Linked DNA regions of Mus musculus: region 2 is linked to region 1. Evidence: chromatin loops called from intact Hi-C (ENCODE). Cell type or tissue: left cerebral cortex. All regions are shown on one strand. Links, peaks and the distances in the headings refer to the core of each region. The heading gives the core; the rest is flanking DNA.

What was found. Peaks named below come from ENCODE experiments on the same cell type or tissue, not always from the same donor. Only the 100,000 strongest peaks of a DNase experiment are listed, where the experiment ranks them.
Region 2: it touches region 1 in a loop (9-fold over the local background); 4 of 42 quality-filtered maps call a loop at or near these places.

What each region holds. Positions count from the first base shown.
Region 1 is chr5:142,311,015-142,316,399 of GRCm38, forward strand. No RefSeq gene overlaps it. Among named protein-coding and RNA genes, the nearest start is that of Gm30998, 50 kb to the right of the region's middle. In left cerebral cortex, for the core only: no CTCF peak of the experiment used is centred there; DNase peaks (open chromatin) are centred at 1,293 and 3,154; H3K27ac peaks cover 409 bases.
Region 2 is chr5:142,255,117-142,260,501 of GRCm38, forward strand. No RefSeq gene overlaps it. Among named protein-coding and RNA genes, the nearest start is that of Gm30998, 110 kb to the right of the region's middle. In left cerebral cortex, for the core only: no CTCF peak of the experiment used is centred there; DNase peaks (open chromatin) are centred at 3,100, 3,810 and 4,712.

The DNA of each region.
Region 1 (5,385 bases), core at 56-5,055:
TGTGTGTGTGTGTGTGTGTGTGTGTGTGTGTGTGTGTTGTGGCTTTGGTCATGGCAGGTCCTACATGACTTTACCCTTGGAAAGGAAAAGAGAGTATGAAAGTAGGTCAAGTCCATCCTGTAATACAGCTCTGAGCAAGGCATTTCTTGAATGAGCGCCGTATGCAGAGACAGGCAGGGCCTGACAAGTAGGCTGGAGTACCAAGAAGGAAAGAGAGATGCCCAACCTTCACAGCCTGTTCCCATCACCCACTGGGCATCTGCAGAGCGGAGTAAAGGGTTAAAGCTGTCAATAAAAGCCGGCCTCGGGTCTCTGAAACGTAACCTAGGAAACTGTTACCATAACCCACACAGTTGAGACCCACACAGAAGAGAAACAGTGCCTCTAACAAAACAGGTAGCTCAGGCATGTGCCACCCCAACTGTGTGACCTCCAAAGTTAGAGATCTTCCCTGCCACTAAGAGCTGGTGAAGTCAGAGTGCCTCTTTGGGTGTTTCCTAGGCAACATCCAAATGTTTGAGGCACCCTAGTACCTTCATGTGAAGGCATTACAAAAGAAATGAAATTTCCCTTTGTGTTGTCACAAAGAATAGCACACTGGGTACCTGTGCTTCACCCCAGGGTGCAAGCTGTGGAATTTCTGATGAGACATCCTATTAAGAACTTCTTCAAGACATATCTCCATCTTTCTCTCTCCCTGAAGGGAAAAATAAATTCAGTGTATCCATACAGTGTATCTACAGCTGCATCCAAAGTACCTGGAGGAACGACTCAAATTATTCATTTTGGCTCATGGTTTCTGGGGCTTGGTACATGGTCACTATAAGACTGTTAGAACCCAGCTGCTGCCCAGACCTCAGAACCTGCAGCCACTCTCTCCTCTCACAGATGCCACAGCACATCAACTGTCTGTCCATGGTTTTAGCAGCTCTTCTAACCAACTCTCTGTCCCTAACAATCCACCTCAGTGACCCCCCCCCCCGAGACCTGTATCAGAGACTTTTCAGTTGTGTGGCTCTGGGTACTGGGCAGAATGTCATGATGGCTGGGGTGTGTGGTGGGCATGGTTCTTAACTTGACAACAGACAAGAAGAGAGAAAAAGAAGTGTCCCAGAACAAGATGCCTCCCAGGACACACCTCAAGCCACCTCCTCACCAGGAACTACTACTTCCAGCTAGACTCAACTTCCAAACATTTCTGGAAACTCCCAAAATAGTGTCCCCATCAGGAACCAGTCATGCTGCCAGTGTAGGTAGGGGTGGAGTGTTTAAAACTGTCTAGGGTGGCAACTGTGTTCTTTGAGAAAATGGATACCAATGAGACATCTGTTGGCTTAGCTCTTCTCTTCCAGTTGGTGTGAGTATAACTTGTTATATCTTGGCCAGGACGCGGAAACAACATCAGATGGAGTGATGAATATGGTTCAGTAGATAAAGTGGTCACGGCACAAGCATGAGGACCTAAGATCAAGGCCTTGGTGCCCATGGAAAAATCCAGGCACAACATCGCATGCTTCTAATCCAGGTACCACAGCACATGCTTCTAATCCCAACACAGGGCAGGGAAGATGGGTAGACTCCAGGGACCAAGCTAGCCAGGCTCACCTAATCATCTAACTCCAGGACCAGTGAGAAACCCTTGTCAGAGGCCACACACATAGGTAGCCTCGGCAACCCCGTCTTGTATGGAGTCTCCACCTCGTATTAGGCTGAATTCTAAGAAACAACCAAATTCCCAGAAACGGCTCCTAGCCCCAGGTTTCCCACATGAACTTAGCCTAGGCTTAGTTGGTCAGCACCCAGTCAGGACTGAAACCTAGCAGCTGCTAAAGTGGCTCTGACTGACTGATCTCTATCCAGACTCGGTTGTCAGAAAAGCCATCTGAGGTATTTGACAAGTATTAACACACTCTAAATGCCCGGTGTGAAAGACAGATGGAAATGTTCAGCCCTTACCTCTTACCCCTCCTGTTTGTTTGTTTTTGTTTGGGGGTTTTTGTTTGCTTGCTTGTTTGCTTGCTTGCTTGCTTGCTTGCTTTAAAAGGTTACTCTGTCCTGCCCTGCTGACAGAGTTTGAATCCTGAACCCAGCCATCTCCCTGATATACAAGACTTTGAATAAAGAAACTTTTGTTGTCTCAGACTTGGTTTTCATGGTGATTTATTCCCACCTTCTCAGGCTCTAATACCCCATCTCAAAAAAGGAGTGATTGGGGCTGGAGAGATGGCTGTTCTTCCAGAGGTCCTGAGTTCAATTCCCAGCAACCACATGGTGGCTCACAACCATCTGTAATGAGATCCGATGCCCTCTTCTGGTGTGTCTGAAAACAGCGATAGTGTGCTCATATACATAAAATAAATCTTTTTTTTTTTTTAAAAAAAAGGAGTGATTGAGGAAGACACCTCTGTCCTCCACATGTGCATACATGATCAAACACATACATACATGCGCACACACATACACACATATACACTACACATACCATACACAAATGCACACACACATACACACATGCACACATGCATACACACACACACACACACACACACACATGGGGGTTCTCAAATGTGCATATAACTAAGAATAAAACAAATCCTGAGTTCAAATGGGCCTCTTCAGCCCTACATTAGCAGCCTTTCTTGTCGCTATGACAAAAGTAACACAAGGACAGAGGGTTTATTTTAGCTCATGGTTGACAGGCTAGAGTCTATCTTGGTGGGCAAAGCACCCACCATGGTCACGAGGCATCTGGTCACACAGTGTCCACATCCAGGAGAGAGGGAAATGGGGAGTGCTGGTGCTCAGCCTGCTTTCTCCTCCCCTCTGAGGTTTTCCTTTGTATTCGACCTGGGATTCGATGCAGCGCAGCCCACACGCCTCAGCTAACTCTATCCAGAAATGTCCTCACAGACTTGTCCAAAGGTGTGATCAGTGAATCACAGGACACTTCAAAGACACCCCCGGCAGCTGAGGACCAAGTGTTCAAACCCAGGAGGTCATAGGAGGCACTAGGAGCCTGTGGGAGGATGCTTCAGACTCGAGTCACAAACAACAGAAAGACCTTGAGAGCCATCAGTGTGGTCACCAGCAGCTGCTGAGGGGTGACTCAGCCCTCGGTAGCTGGCATCGCTTCCATTCACAGTGTGTTCCGAAGAGCTGGGTGGATGGATACTCAGCCAGCACCAAAATAGAATTCTTCAGAGACAAGACAGCTGAAAGGGCCTGGGAAATCTCCGGCAATTCATACCGCTGCAAAAAAGTAAACTCCCGCCTTGCTTCCTGAATTTCAGAGTGATTTCTCCCTGACTTCCTCCTGTGGGCTTTTGTGAGTCAGCTTCACTGAATATCCCTGGTGGAGGGGCAGTTTTAGGGTAACAGGCGTGAGGGCGCAGGGGCTCCACACTTCCGTGGGATCAGCAGCAGTAAGGGCAGGTATACAGAGGTAACAAATGAGCAGTAGCCCAAACTAAACGTGGCCCCACCCCTCCTCACAAACATGCCAAAATCACTTTTAGACTCTACATCTTTGATGCTTTATATCCATTTGTCTGTCTAGAGACAGAGTCTTGCTATATTGTCCAGGCAAGCCTCGAGTTCATAATCCTCCTGCCTCTGCCTCCTGAGGGCTGGAATTACAGGTGTGAACCACCCTGCCCAGCTATGTGTGTGGCACACATGTGAGTGTGTAAGTATACACACGCACGGAGGTCAGAGCAGAATGCTGGCTGCCTTCTTCAGCTACAAGGCAAGCTCAAGGCCAGCCTGGCCTACATAAGATTTTGTCTCAAAACAAACGAAGTAACAAACCCTGGATTGGTCCAAAGGCCTCAGCCACTAGATTACTCAATTTTTTAGAAACAGGATTTGATACATCACTCAGGTTAACCTGAGCTCAGAGTCCAGCCCAGGCAGGCTGACTTCAGCCTTATGACCCTCCTCCCTCAGCCTCCTGAGTGAGCACCTGGATTACACACATACACCACCAGCACACTAATTTATTTCTCTAATCAAATACAATGTTTGCTCAAATGTCATCCATCAATGTTATCACTTTTACTCGCTCTCTCTCTCTCTTTGTGTGTGTGTATCTGTCTGTCTGTCTCTCTCTCTCTCTGTTTGTGTGTGTGTGTTTCTATCTGTCTGTCTGTCTCCATGTCATTTGTTTGTCTGACTGCCAGATGAGCCTATTCTCCTTCTGTCACACTTACTTATTTTGTGTCATGAGTTTTCTCTTTCTAGAACCCCTCATGTCCTGAGGCTTGGCGACAAGTGCCTTTTCCCACTGAACCATTACACAATTCCCAAGCCTACTATTCTCTTTTGCCTGAAGTTCTACGGGTTGTGGCAGAGGTAACAGAAGCCGAGGCAGATACCGAGGAAGTTTTAGATTTTGACTGTCAACTTAATTGGATCTGGAATCAGCTAAGACACACACCCTGGATGGGTCTTTGAGGATGTTAGCAGGAAAGATTGACTTGGGGGTGGGGTAAATGGGTGGCACCGCCCAGGGTCTGCAGGGAAGACAGCTGCTCACTTGCCTGTCTCATCTTCTGGCTCGTGAGTGCATCTATCCTGTTGCCACCATGGCTGTGCCGCCACCCTACACCCAACATCGGAACCGGGCATCTTCCACTTTCTAACATGGACTGAAGCCCAGCAGCTCACCAGGAATCATCCAGGCCGGCAGCAGCAGACTCACAGAGTGAGTGTTTTTGTTCTCCATTTCTTCAGCATACAGCCAGCCAGGGATGGGCTACCCAGCCTCTGTTGTGTAAGCCAACTAGCAAATCCCTCTTTTAATGTAAAATCACTCTGCCGGGTCTATTCCTCTAGAGAACCCTAAACACTTCTTCAACTCAGTGTTCACCCATTCACAAGTCCTTCCCAGCATCTAAAGAGACCAGGCTCCTGCCATCTTTTTTCATGGCTAAATGCAATACTGACCTTAGCTCTCACTCATCACCAGTTGAGCAGTGCAATCTTGAGTCTCCTCTCAGTTCTACAGCCCATGCAGAGGGTCACATGACCTCGGCAGACACGAAAGTGTCTGGGTCAAGACAGACGGTCATGAAGGATAAGCAACGCTTGAAGAAGACATGGCAGAGACCACAAGAGAGACATAATCCCAGTCAGACTTCACACCTGCCAGCTGAACAATAGCCAGTACTTAGCAGCCCACTGAGTACCCTCTGCCAGGGCCAGGATCTCTTCCTTTGGCCTGGCTGGGGTGGGGGGTTGTGTGAGAACCCAGCCTGCCACCTTTGCCACCCAGTTGACCAGACTGCGTGGTCAGCACAAGAGGCAGCCTCTGGCTCTGGAGACCTGGCCATTCGGTAAAGTTTTAGCTGCACAAGCATGAGGACCTGAGTTCAGTCCCCAGAACCC
Region 2 (5,385 bases), core at 310-5,309, 56 kb before region 1:
CCCAGCTAAACCTCATCTTTTGCACACGTGCTTTGGAGTAATGCCTGCCTATGCTGAGCACTTAAGCCACACTGGCCAAGGGGACATCCTATCACAGCAGTTAGCAATATGGCTGTCTACAGTGTGTGAATATGATGTGATAGAACCATTGCCATCTTGAAGTAAAGATTACCTTGGCCCAGTAGCCGTGGCAACAAAATAAGCAGAAAGATACAGAGGTAGCCAGGTCTATGGTAATGGTAGCAAAGCTATTGACTCTCCCTGGTTTAAAAAGGAAAGAGAAGGGCCACAGGAGCCTCACAGAGGAGTCTAGCCATTACTTCCCCTGGTCTTCTCAGGGTCTCAGGTGATCTTGGGAGATGCCAGAGTATGCAGGACATGGAATATTGACTGAAAAGGGGACTCCATGCTGCAGCTTCTGTGGAGATGTGGGATGAGGCATTACCATGAGGCAGGTACTTCAGGGTCACCTCTGCACCTGTCGGTCACCCCTCACTCGTGTTCTGTAAGGAAGCTCATGTTTGCTCCTCTAGGCAGACATCCTTGCTTTGGTCGGCCGTCACCAACCTATCCAGCTCAAGGAGACATTTGCTCACGTCTCCCCAGGAAAGGTTCATGCAACGAGCAATTGATGACTCTAGCCTTGTGCAGTAGGAATCTTGGAGCTATAAAGTCAAGACCACGCATTGCTCAAAATGCCTTCCTATTCCTCCTCCTCCTCCCTGTGGCAAGCAGGGTTTCTTAACTGCATCATCTCAAACACCCCTTAACTCTAATTCTCCAGCAGGTTTCCCAAAGTGCAGATTCAATTATTCAACTTTTCTGCCGCGTAATGAAAATCTATTCCCCTCCAATTTTCCCCAAAACATTTTTAGCACAAGAATTAAACTTTTCAGGAAATAAATATTTATGAATATTACTCCCAACCCCCTGATTCTCTAAAAATTATGAAGAAAAAAAATAAGCCTTGAAAACAAATTTCATTGCAAAAAAAAAAATAAATCCCCAAGCTTAACATCTATGAGCAGGAACCTGGAAAGAGCCTCATCTTTCCTGGTTCCCTTTAATAGAATCCCACAAATAATCAAAAGAACAAACATTAATAAAGGAACAATAATGAGCCAAAATATTTGTTCCTCCACATGCTTGGTTAATAAGTCCCACACAGATGCCAAAACCCATCTTACAGCAGGAGCCTAATAAAATCAGACAGCCTGTGAGAATTTAATATGGCCCCTGCCTCTGCTCCATTTAAGGGCACGAGGGAAGCATCAGAAGAGAAAGTTGGAGTGCGGATGGAGGTGGGTCTTACCCGGATGTAGCTGGCTTGCACCACCATGCCACAGCAAGAGAGTACAGTGGAAGATGGCCTTAGTCTATGTCACCAGGCTCTGGTCTCCATCTATAGCTTGATCTGATAGAGTCAGTGAAGCCTGACCCAGGGGCTAGGGCTGGGCAGATGGTGCCGTTAGTGAAGTGCTTGTTATTCGAGCATGCGGACATGAATTTACATCATCCAGATTAGTCATGTGAACCTGTAACTCCAGGGCTAGGGCCTGATCCTGGGGCCTCACTGCCAGCCACTCCAATTAAAATGGCAGAGCCAGATTCAGTGAAAGATCCTGTTTCAGAAAATAAGGTTGAGAGTGATTGATGAACATACAATGTCAACCTCTGCCCTACACACACACACACACACACACACATACACACACACATATACACACTCACACATACACACTGTCACACATGCACCCACACATACACACTGTCACACTTACACACACAGACATAGACACACACACACTGTCACACATACACACACACACTGTCATACACTCACACACACATACACATATACACACTGTCACACATACACACAGAGAGATAGCAATGCAAGCCTGAGGCTTGCAGGGGCTATAGTAGCCTGACTGTACTATAGTGTTTTTGTTGCTGTAACAAAATACCCAAGGCTAAATACCTTACAAAGAAAAGAGATCTGTTTAGCTCACAGCTTTAAAGGCTGTAAGTCTAGTGTTGGGCAGCTCAGTCTGTTTGTCCTCTGACTGCACCACAATATTGAAAAGAATAAAGAAGAAAACCAGCTATTTGCAGAAGGGCTCTAGTACATGGGGTAGCCTAATTTTATAATGACCCATTCTCAAGAGAACTAACCAGGATCCCAAGGGATCTCCACTAAGCTCCCTAAGGAACTAAGGAAAGTGCATTCCAGGACATTGCTTCCAACAACCCCCATCGGCTGACACTAGACCTTGTTGCCCCACAATTCTGCCACACAAGGCTCCTGAGCCCCAAGAGAGTGAGCAACACTTTAACCGTATACTCTCAAGTCTTAGTCACACATGTAGGTAAAGTTCCAGTTATTAATCTCTGTGCAATGGGAAAAGATCAGTCTGGAATCACTTAAATAGTTGATTTTTATTGATTTCACAAACACCTTGGGAAGGATTGGATTAATGGTATGAAATCTTTGTCTACATGGTTAGACCCATGGTGGGCTGTGTATTTCCTTTACAACTTGATTTTGGGCTTGGCCAGATGTCACATTTCAGGCAATGAGTTGTTAGCAGATGTGATCGTTTTAACTGTCAATTTTCAGAAACCAAGAATCACTTGGAAAGATAGTCTTAATTAAGAAATTATCTAGGTCAGGTTGCCAAGGGATATAGCCATATGGGACTGTCTTGATTGTTAATTGACAGTCCTCTGTGGGTGGCACCATCCTCTAGGCTGGGCCCTGTACTCTGGGTGGCATCATTCTCTAGGCTAGGCCCTATATTCTGGGCCCTATACTGTGTAAGACTGAAGAAAGCTAGCTGAGAGATCAAGTAGGTATCATAGAAGGACTTATTTCTCTCTGCTGTTGACTCTGAAGGTGAGGTATCTAATTGTTTAATTTCTCATCTTGACTCCTTCTGTAATAGTCTGTAACCTGCAACTTTCCATTAAAATAGACCCATCAACCTCTAAGTTGCTTTTTATCAGTTGCTATTTTCATAACAACAGAAATGAAAAAAAAATCAGTGGGTAAGGTGTGAAGTCTCCCATCTGGTTGAGTTTGTGTTCTTGCACTTAGGTAAGTGTTGTGAGAATAATACGCCCCCAGTGTCCTACTAATCCCAGAAAAATCACAAACATGCATAGCAGACCTAAACTGAACCCACCTGCAGACAAACCTGGCTCCCACAAGTCACAGCCAACTAGCAGGCATGTGAACCTCAAAGGAAAAAAAATGCTACTGTACATGTTTGGAATGACTTGTTATACAGCACTAGCTGACTAATGCACGTCCACAATATGACCAAACTGGGTAGATGAGGCAAAGGTGAGCAAACTTAATAAAGGATAATTCCAGAATTAAGGAAGTTAAGGGAAATGCATGAATCAATGAGTGGTCTAAAAATAGATGCTATACGGAAGTTTTCTCCAGCGCTGAGGAGAACCAGAGGCAGTCTGTATATTTTTATCAGTGGATATTTCTGATGCATAGTGCTATAAATTGGAAATGGTCAGAACATCAGAGTAGTCAGGGAGGACAAAAGCATTTAAAGCAAAGAAGAAAAGGCTCAGCCACATCCATCAAAGGTCCTCTGGGTATTTTGGTGTGGTTAACCCATGGGATACTACTGGCAAGTGGTGAAAGAATGGAGCCAGAGTGAGGTCTGCAACACCTATTCTTCATTCAAACGGTAGTGGGCAGGGCTGGAGCGAGGGCTCAGCAGCAGTGAACACGTGCCTGCTCTTGCAGAGCACCTGAGTTTGGTTCCAGTGCTCACAGTGGGCAGCTCGAAGCGAGCCAACTCTGTCTTCTGCCGTCTGCAAGCACCTTCTGTCGTGTGCACAAACCCACACACAGTCATATATGTACACATAACTGAAAATAGAAAATAGGGATGGAGAGATGGTTCAGTGGTTAAAAGCACAGACTGCTCTTCCAGAGGACCTGGGTTCAATTCCCAATGCCCATACATCAGTTACAGCTAGAACCCCCCAGTGAGGGGCTAGGGTGGGGCTCAGTGGTAGAGCCCCTGCCTAGAGTCCCCCAGTGAGGGACTGGGGCATGGCTCAGTGGTGGAGCCCCTGCCTAGAGTCCCCCAGTGAGGGGCTGGGGGCGTGGCTCAGTGGTAGAGCCCCTGCCTAGAGTCCCCCAGTGAGGAGCTGGGGGCGTGGCTCAGTGGTAGAGCCCCTGCCTAGAGTCCCCCAGTGAGGGGCTGGGGGCGTGGCTCAGTGGTAGAGCCCCTGCCTAGAGTCCCCCAGTGAGGAGCTGGGGTATGGCTCAGTGGTAGAGCCCCTGCCTAGAATCCCCCAGTGAGGAGCTGGGGACATGCATTATCAGTAGAACCCTCACCTAGCACATTCTAGGCCTGTTCTATGCCCAGTATCTTTGTTCACTGGTCTCCCACTGCAGACAGATAGGTTGCCGTTGGTAGCTTTGAAGGATTGTAAGTGGCCACAGCTCCTGCCTATGCTCTGCTTCCTCTTTGTAACACAACTTTTTTAAAACAGAAAGAACTCAATATGCCATTTGGATATGGTGAGTGTACTCTTGGAGACAAACGTGAAGGCTCCTCGTTTCTCTTTCTTCCACTTAGCTTAGCTTTAAAGGCATAGTTCTCTTTGCTTCCCACCCTTGGTCTCGGTCTATTCTGAGCCTACACTGAACAGTGGTCAAGAATAGCAACCATCTGAATGGCACAATTAAACGCTTTAGCACACATAATAGTCTATTATGCTTCGGTGGCCTAAGTCATCCCACAGTGGCCACACAGATGTAAACGCAATTGTCATCGCCACCCACATCACACTAGCTCAGAGGTGGGATCACTCGATATATAGCTGAAGGCTTTCAAATAGTTCTGACTTAAAATGATGAAAGCATTTGCATAAGGGCTGGGGAGGTGGGGACAGGCAGGTCCCTGGGCAGTGAGGCCAGCTGAGGCCATGAGGAGCATCATCGAGAGACCCTGTCTCAAAGAACAAGGCAAACAGGAACAGAGAAAAGGACACTGATGTCAGTATCTGGCCTCCAGGCACATGGGCACACACATCTACCAACACACACCCACACAAGCATGTACATATACCATACACACAATAATAATCTTACTCAAGATTTTCTCCCTGAAATTCTAGCCACTGACATGCAGTTTGCACATATGACATGTACAGTCTGCACATATGACATGTACAGTCTGCACATATGACATGCACAGTTTACACATATGACATGCACAGTTTGCACATATGACATGCACAGTTTACATATATGACATGCACAGTTTGCACATATGACATGCACAGTTTGCACATATGACATGCACAGTTTGCACATATGAGGCTATGGGATTTGAGGTAATGGGCTAG